Regions from separate parts of the Homo sapiens genome. Here region 2 is linked to region 1. A link is an interaction called in ENCODE POLR2A ChIA-PET data of the cell type or tissue named here. Cell type or tissue: PC-3. All regions are shown on one strand. Each heading gives the region's core, and the rest is flanking DNA. Links, peaks and the distances in the headings are about the cores only.

Region 1 (4,391 bases), core at 84-4,083:
GAGGGCTATGACTGTGATTCTGTTTTTTCTAAGTCTTATATCTGGCCTGAGTTACACACTGATGCTTTTACTAGGTAGGGAGATGAGCTTGTATCCATTCAATGTTGACTACTGGGATAAAACTCTGGTTTGCCTTCACATTGATCCCAGTTTCTTTGAGGCATGTTATAACCTAGAAACATGTTATAGCCTGTTTGGTTGCAGCTCCCCCTTGGAAAGTATATGTACCAAAAAGAGTCAAGGTATTTTCTTTTTCTTTTTTTTTTTTTGAGATGAAGTCTCGCTCTGTCTCCCAGGCTGGAGCGCAGTGGCACGATCTTGGCTCACTGCAACCTCCGCCTCCTGGGTTCAAGCGATTCTCCTGCCTCAGCCTCCTGAGTAACTGGGATTACAGGTGCCTGCCACCATGCCTGGCTAATTTTTGTATTTTTAGTAGAGATAAGGTTTCAGTATGTTGGCCAGGCTGGTCTCAAACTCCTGACCTTAAGTGATTCACCCGCCTTGGCCTCCCAAAGTGCTGGGATTACAGGCATGAGCCACCACACCCAGCCAAGTCAAGGTATTTTCTATACAATAACAAAAATAGGGAGGTATTTTACTTAATATGTAATTAATATTTAAGAGTGATGGTTCAGGGAACTATTTAGAAATGAAAAAGAATCAGCCCTGTGTGAAAACAAACAGGAGAAACCTTTCAAATGCCCCATGAGAATGTCACGAGAGGAGAATTGGAAGTAAAGTAGCTAGAATATGGGGACAAGGATAGAGGTCAAGGCTGTCCAAGGGCAGGACAATTACTAATATATAGTTGTGTGTGAACCTGAGGCTTCAGAACTCTAGAGAAAGCAAAGACATCTGCTACCTACCAACTTTAGCCTGCGTACATAACTGTTTTCTGGCTTTTTGTTTGTATGTTTGTTTATATTTTAGAAATAGGGTCTCACTCTGTTGTTCAGGCTAGAGTGCAGTGACGTGATCACGGCTCACTGTAACCTCAACTTCCTAGGCTCAAGGGATCTTCCTGCCTCAGCCTCCTGAGTAGCTGGGACTATAGGTGGGTGTCACCATACCCGGCTAATTTGTTTTATTTTTTGTAGAGATGGAGTCTCGCCATATTGCCCAGGCTGGTCTCGAACTCCTGGGCTCAAGGGGATCTTCCAGCCTCAGCCTTCCAAAGTGCCAGGATTACAGGCGTGAGACACTGTGCCAGGCCACTGTTTTCTGTTTGAATTATCAGTTAGTATAATCATCCTTTGTTATAATAGAGTTTTAGTAATGTGCCATGAGCTACAGAGTAAGGATTCTTCACCTATAAGAGTCAGTATTCTTAGGAAGGGGTCAGCCTTCGTCAGTGATTGAGTGATTACTTCTTGGCATTTAAAATAGCGTCACTGGCTGGGCACAGTGGCACATGCCTATAATCCTAGCACTTTGGGAGGCTGAGGCAGGAGGATCGCTTGAGCTCAGGAGTTTTAAGACCAGCCTGGGCAACTTAGTGAGATTTTGTCTCTACAAAAAATTTAAAAATAAATAAAATAGTGTCATTTTACACTTTATACCCAAAACAAAACCAAAGAAGTATATTCTGGTGTTTGTAGAGTAGCAAGCTCCTTTCTATTGCATTTCTTTTTTTTTTTTTTTTTTTTTTTTTTTTTTTTTAAGAGGGAGTTTCACTCTTGTTGCCCAGGCTGGAGTGCTATGGCATGATCTCGGCTCACCGCAACCTCCGCCTCCTGGGCTCAAGCAATTCTCCTGCCTCAGCCTCCCGAGTAGCTGGAATTACAGGCATACGCCACCACCCCGGCTAATTTTGTGTTTTCAGCAGAGATGGGGTTTCTCCATGTTGATCAGGCTGGTCTTGAACTCCCAACCTCAGGTGATCTGCCTGTCTCGGCCTCCCTAAATGCTGGGATTACAGGCGTGAATCACTGCACCCAGCCTCTATTGCATTTCTTAATCATGCCGAGAAAATGGGTGGTAACAGATCAACTTCTGTAAACTCCACAGATTTATGCAGAATGCGTTCTACAAGAGAAATCTCTTTAGGAATTCACTATGACTCAATATAGGAATTATGGGTTATTGTCATGATTCCTTGAGATTCTTTTTACTTGATTGAGTTAGGAGCAAAATGCTTACTCATTGCTTTATTCTTGGAGTAGAGGCAAATGCAATTTCAGATAAATGTGTGGGATAAAATGTGTGGGATGGGAGTTGAAAGATAGAAGATTTTACATATGCCGATTGAAAGTGGCTTTGAGCATCATTTCTTCATTAATTCATTCCATGTTTATTTATTGGATGCTTACTAAGTGCCAGGCACTGTTCTAGGTGCTAAGAAGGTATATAGCCATCCATGAAACAGTCTGAGGTCAGACTTCCCTCTCAGGTGGCCATACTAAGGCCCATAACAGCTCTGGCTCATCCTCTTTATATTAATTTTTATTTTTTCACTCCCTGTCTCCAGGAAACAGTGTTGGCGTCCTTTTTTGTTTATAACCGTCAAGCATGAGTCATCCCTTCACTGAGTATTGCAGAATCGCATATCACATTCCAGCCTAATTCGTACTGCTGCCAGGGTCTCTGCCAGCAGCTCTTTGCCTATCTTCTGACAATCATGATACTCAGAGCAGTGAGACCAACTGCACATGTTGGTCAACTGGGGAAGGGAGAAGACAGAGCATGATACCTGTTTTCTATCCATTTTTGTTTAGTACAAGGTATATTTAGGAATAGGCAGCTTCTGGCGGGCACGGTGGCTCACGCCTGTAATCCCAGCACTTTGGGAGGCTGAGGCAGGCGGATCACGAGGTCAGGAGATCGAGACCATCCTGGATAACATGGTGAAACCCTGACTCCACTAAAAATACAAAAAAATTGCCGGGCGTGCGCCTGTAGTCCCAGCAACATGGGAGGCTGAGGCAGGAGAATGGCGTGAACCTGGGAGGCGGAGCTTGCATGAGCCAAGATTGCGCCACTGCACTCCAGCCTGGGCAACAGAGCGAGACTCTGTCTCAGAAAAAAAAAAAAAAAGGGCAGCTTCTTTGTGGGTGCCAATATATCAGGCCATACTCTACCATTAGAAAGCCCGAAATCCATGGCAGGGCACGGTGGCTGGTGCCTGTAATCCCCGCACTTTGGGAGACCAAGGTGAGTGGATCACCTGAGGTTGGGAGTTTGAGACCAGCCTGACCAACATGGAGAAACCCCATCTCTACTAAAAAAACAAAATTAGCCCGGCGTGGTGGCGCATGCCTGTAATCCCAGCTACTCGAGACGCTGAGGCAGGAGAATCGCTTGAACCTGGGAGGCGGAGGTTGCAGTGAGCCAAGATGTGCCATTGCACTCCAGCCTGGGCAACAAGAGTGAAACTCCGTCTCAAAAAAAAAAAAAAAATTAAAAATAAAGCCTGAAATCCCTTTTTTTAATTAATTAATTAAGTAATTTTTTTTTTGGACAGTATCTCACTCTGTTGCCCAGGCTAGAGTGCAGTGGTGTGATCTCAGCTCACTGCAACCTCCACCTCCCAGGTTCAAGTGATTCTCATTCCTCAGCCTCCCAAGTAGCTGAGACTACAGGCATATGCCACCATGCCCAGCTAATTTTTTTTTTTTTTTTTTTTGGAGACGGAGTCTCACTCTGTCACCCATTCTGGAGTACAATGGCATGATCTCAGCTCACTGCAACCTCCTCCTTCTGGGTTCAAGTGATTCTTCTGCCTCAGCCTCCTGAGTAGCTGGGACTACAGGCTTGTGCCACCACACTCAGCTAATTTTTGTATTTTTAGTAGAGACAGGGTTTCACCATATTGGCCAAGCTGATCTTGAACTCCTGACTTCGTGATCCACCTGCCTCGGCCTCCCAAAGTGCTGGGATTACAGGTGTGAGCCACCTTGCCCAGCCTAATTTTTGTATTTTTAATAGAGACTGGTTTTGGCCATGTTGGCCAGGCTGGTCCCGAACTCCTGGCCTCAAGCAATCTGCCCACCTCAACCTCCCAGAGTGCTGGGATTACAGGCATGAGCCACTGTGCCTGACTTCCAAAATTCATTTCTTTAATAATGAATTTACACCTATGAGCAAATAAAGTCAGCTGGTCTCTTAAAAACAGTATTGGGCCAGGCATGGTGGCTCACGCCTATAATCCCAGCACTTTGGGAGGCTGGGGCAGGCAGATCACCTGAGGTTAGGAGTTCAAGACCAGCCTTGCTAACATGGCAAAACCCATCTCTACCAAAAAATACAAAAATTAGCTGGGCATGGTGGCACATGCCTTGTAATCCCAGCTACTCAGGAAGCTGAGGCAGGAGAATCACTTGAACCCAGGAGGCAGAGGTTGCAGTGAGCCAAGATCGTGCCACTGCGCTCCAGCCTGGGCGACAGAGCGAGAC
Region 2 (4,391 bases), core at 329-4,328, 1.3 Mb before region 1:
ACTCCAGTCTGGGCGACAGAACGAGACTCCATCTCAAAAAAAAAAAAGTCACGTGTAATGCGGGGAAATCCCTTCCGAATGCACCGTTTGGGCTGCAGAATATGCTGACCTCACTTCTCTTTTCTCCTCATCACTGAGCTGTTCTTTGACAGGTTAAGCCATTGGGAAAGACAACAGGAAAGAACTGGCAGAGTCTGGAGATGGGGCTTTCAGAAGCTCTAGGATCTTCATTCCTGACCTTTGGAAAACTAGATAGATTTTTCTACTGTAATGATGGTCTGGGAGGAGCACTACCTAGAGACAGGGAAATGCCTGCAATGACCTCTTGCTGTCTCTGACATCTAAGCAATGACTCAATGACCTCCATGCTGGAGGCAAGTTCAGCCATGGCCCAGCATAATTTGAAGCAACAACCTTCACCATCTTACTTGCTGGGGTACAATATATTATCACCCTATTTTATATAAAGGTACCTCCAGATGGCTTTTAAAAAACACTCATCACTAGGGTAGACATTCATGGACAATATGCTCAACGCTTTCTCTCAAAACTCTCATGTTACAGCTGGAATCTGTTCCAGTTGAATAATAAGGCATCTCTGAGGTTTTGTTTGAGGTGGGGGAGGTTAATACTTTCTTCAGATGCAAAAAATAATCCACATAATTCTTTCAGCAGAGACCACCAAGTCTCCAACTTCCATTCAACTTGGATAGAAAAAACAGCCTCCTGCAAATCAGCAAGAAAAGTAAGCAATGGTACCTGTTCCCAAATAAGAGATGAACCTGGAGAAATATAGAGAGTCAGAGCTGGCTTGGGGGTGGGAGGTTTCCCCAGATGTATTTTTTCTCATGGGGCCACATCACTGCCTGAGATTAGAGCCAGAGGTCCATTAGGCAGCTTCAGATTATTGTCCAGTCCCTATCCATGTCTTCTTCACCCTAGCTGTCCCCTCTAGGATCCAGTCTGTTAATTTCACTTTGGTTCCTGACTAGTGCTGTGTCATGAACTCTGAGAGCTGGGCCATGGCAAGAAGGAGGACTGGAACAGAAAAAGATCCTCCACCTGCATTTCCAGGCCCACCCCCTACACACCCTGAACACCTACGGGGTGAGGTGGGAGCGGGGAGAGACACACTTATTTCTTTCATCTTAGGATTTGGAAAAACTTCACCCTTTTTCTAAAGATCTCATGATTTGCACATGGTGACAATCAATTTAGAAACTGATTGTTGAAAATTGGCTTAAGTGGAGCCAACTCTCAATTACCCAGCCCTGGCTGATTCTCTAGCTTGTATAGGGCTCACCTCCCTTTTTTTCCTGTACCTCCTTTTTTGGACATTTCAGCATTCACCAGCAGAAGGGCAGCAGATGGATAAGTAAACTCAACTAACTTGCGTGATCAATGATATTAGCCTAAGGCAAAATGCCATGCTGGGTTCTGGTGCTGGCTTTGCTATTAATGATCTGGGTTATCTTAGCGAAGTCATTTGACTTCCCTGAATGCTGTGTTTCCTCATCTATGAGATGGCCCTGATTACATCAGTTCTACCGACGAAACAGAATTGCAATCCTGACAGAGGCAGTGCACATCAAACGGCCTTAGTGATAGCCAAGTGCAACAAAAGTTATTTCTGCTCCCACAGTTTCTTTGCCATTCTCAACTCTTCCTATTCCATGTGAATATACTCATCCTAGCAGGTTCACAGAATGCCAGCTTGTATCTTCAGCAAACACAATGATAATTCTTTTCCAGCTCTAGCATCCAGTAGAAACAAAACATAAAAGGATTTTAAAAAAATAAGAACATCACTCTTCTTTTTGGCCTGACTTTCATGAACCTGGAGTCTGATTTCTTAAAGGTCTATGTAAGCCAAGTTTTAATTTTCTAGCAGCCCCAGCCAATGGCCATTGCAGATGTCTAAATAAGACCTGCCCCACCCTGGAAATATGTTTGTTCAAAAAACAGGAATGGGGAGCAGAAGGTGGCACATAGGCCCTCCACTGAAGAATAAACCTGTCACAGGTAAGTGTCATACTCAGCCATCCACTCACCTGCTCAGTGCCACACAAAAATGAACAGACTACTCTTTCCAACACCACCCCTCTTATAGACCCTCAGCATGCACATCTTGCATTCCCCCCGATCCCTCTGCCCCATGCCCTCAAATGGGGCCAGGGCAGTAGTTATAGGTAGGAAAATCCGAAAGAAAATCTAGAACCTGCTACAATTCCCAGGGGTCACCAGACTCCTCAGCCAAAGTGGGGCATTCTCCCCTGGGAGGCTGGACACATGCTATGATGCCAGGAGGGACCCCACTGCCCTTCCTCCTTCCTCTCCAAAAAGGGTAAAAAAAGAGAATCAAACCTCAAAGATTTCCCAATGGGTACATCTCTCACAAACCTTTGTGTACTCTAGGAACCACAGGCATGCTAGAACAGGCCCGGCATGGCCTTGTGGGCCACTTCAGCCAAAGACCACACCATGGAGAGTTCTTGGGGTCTACCAGGCTCTGCCCAAGTCTCCTCAGCATAGTTATGAGTGCTTCAGAAAAAACTCAAAAGTCACTTCCCCAGGTGTGAGTCAAGATAGTCTTGACCTTGGGGTGGGGCAACCCATGACTGCTCCCAAGCCCCGACTTTATTCCACTTAAACCAGTGCCCCCAGGGAACCCAGCCTTCTGCCTGGTCTAACGTCATCACCTCAGCCTCCTCGCTGTTTCCCCTAAGCCCCAAAACTGGCTCTGTTCCCCTTCCGACCCTGAGATCCAGCCCGGAACATGTGGAGAAAGGCTTGCCAAAAGTCTTGGAAAAAAACTGAAAATGACTAAATGCAAAACCATCTCCCCAGTCAGGCCCGGCCTTCCCAGCTGCCGCCAGCCCTTCCCCACCCAGCCATGGAGAGTCAGAACAGAGCCCTGCGGGAGGGGCAGGTGCCCAGAGTCAGCAGAGACAGAGCGAGACCCTGCAGGGAGGCAGAAAGCATCCTGCCACCAGCACAGACCCAGGTCTGCAAGCTTGTGAGAAGGAAATCATACCAGCTGGTGCTGACTGAGCCCCAGGAACATGGTTCCCTCAGAAGGGCTGGGGGTGGGGAGCTTGCATGCTTTGCACACCCACAAATACTCACCCACCCAAGAATACTCACCTTGCCATCTGAGGAATGCGAACAGGAAGGGCCTCTGGTGAGGCCAGAGATGTGTTTACAGGTTCCTCAGCAGCCTTCATAGTAAGCCTGGGCAGAGCAAGAATGCCAGCAGCTGCCCTCCATGGGGAAACTGAGGAATGAGGGGTGGGTGTGGGAGCCAGAGAGAACCCTGTGGGAGAACACTGGGGTGCAGGAGCTGGGACCCACCCATGGCCATCCCACCTCAGGTAGCAGCCTCTCACACAGAGGTGCTGACTCTGAAGCCCAAAGCGGGGGAAATGGCTTGAGGGCCTGAGACAGCACCAAAGCCTTGAAGACCTGTCAGAATGAGGCCCGCCCGAGAGGTTCTAACTTTACCACTGTCCCTGGCAAAGCCAGCAGGTGACTCCTGGCCAGGTAATTCCCTTTCAGCTGAGCTAAGCATCCCTGTATCCCTGTATTCTGACCTCATGAAACTATTTTGAGCATGAATGTAGCAGCGGGCATGAAAACACTTTGGGCTCTTCAGAGAAAAGGCACTACTGACATGCAAAGAATTCTTCTTATGCCCATTCTCAGACCTGGGTTCGGCCTTGCGGCAGCTTCCCCTGAGCCTCTGGCCCCTGACCTGCTCACACTTCACAGGAGGTAGCTCCCTGACAGGATAAATTCACTCTCCCACCGAGGCAGGGCCCTTGGGACTGGGCTGGGGGCTGTCTTTTCTTTGTCACTCAGGGACTACCTGCCAGGCTTGGCACAGGCTGGCTCGCCGGTAGAATTGGGGAGAAGAGAGAGGATATCAGACCAAACCCTCAGTGCTGCGGGGAGATGTCAATTCACTTCCACCTAATAACTCCGCAGGATCAGCAGGCAAACACACACGTTCATTACCAAGTCTAATTAGGCTGGCAGACAAGTGGCATTAATCATTTTTGACTGTACCTGGGATTCAAGCCCCCCACACTCCATAATCAGAAAATTTCATGCTCTGATGAATAGTGGGGAAAATTAAGCGCACATTTAATCCTTTCACTTTCATCTTTTGATAAGACAGGAAGCAGGGAGGAGAGGAAAAACGGGCTGCAGCGTGGGAAGCTCAGAAGGCCTCTTTGAAAGCATTCCAGGTCCTTTCCCTGGCCCCTAACGCACACATCCTCCAACAGGACCTTGCCCAAGAAGAAGATCCCAGTTAGAGCCAGGGGTAGGAGAGGGCTTGGGAGTGGGGGATTCTCACAATCTTTAACAACAAAATTTCCATTTCTGTGCTT

What was found. ChIA-PET counts read pairs that join two places held together with the same protein. Peaks named below come from ENCODE experiments on the same cell type or tissue, not always from the same donor. Only the 100,000 strongest peaks of a DNase experiment are listed, where the experiment ranks them.
Region 2: POLR2A ChIA-PET joins it to region 1 with 11 read pairs; 1 of 35 experiments calls an interaction of 5 or more read pairs at or near these places.

What each region holds. Positions count from the first base shown.
Region 1 is chr1:205,173,745-205,178,135 of GRCh38, reverse strand. The region is part of intron 2 of DSTYK (dual serine/threonine and tyrosine protein kinase); the gene reads left to right. Among named protein-coding and RNA genes, the nearest start is that of DSTYK, 36 kb to the left of the region's middle. RefSeq lists an enhancer at 2,936-3,437. In PC-3, for the core only: no CTCF peak of the experiment used is centred there; DNase peaks (open chromatin) are centred at 2,005 and 2,525; H3K27ac peaks cover 2,304 bases.
Region 2 is chr1:206,512,119-206,516,509 of GRCh38, reverse strand. All of the region lies in intron 1 of RASSF5 (Ras association domain family member 5), which reads right to left. Among named protein-coding and RNA genes, the nearest start is that of RASSF5, 6.8 kb to the right of the region's middle. In PC-3, for the core only: no CTCF peak of the experiment used is centred there; DNase peaks (open chromatin) are centred at 2,749 and 3,119; H3K4me3 peaks cover 1,347 bases; H3K27ac peaks cover 1,932 bases.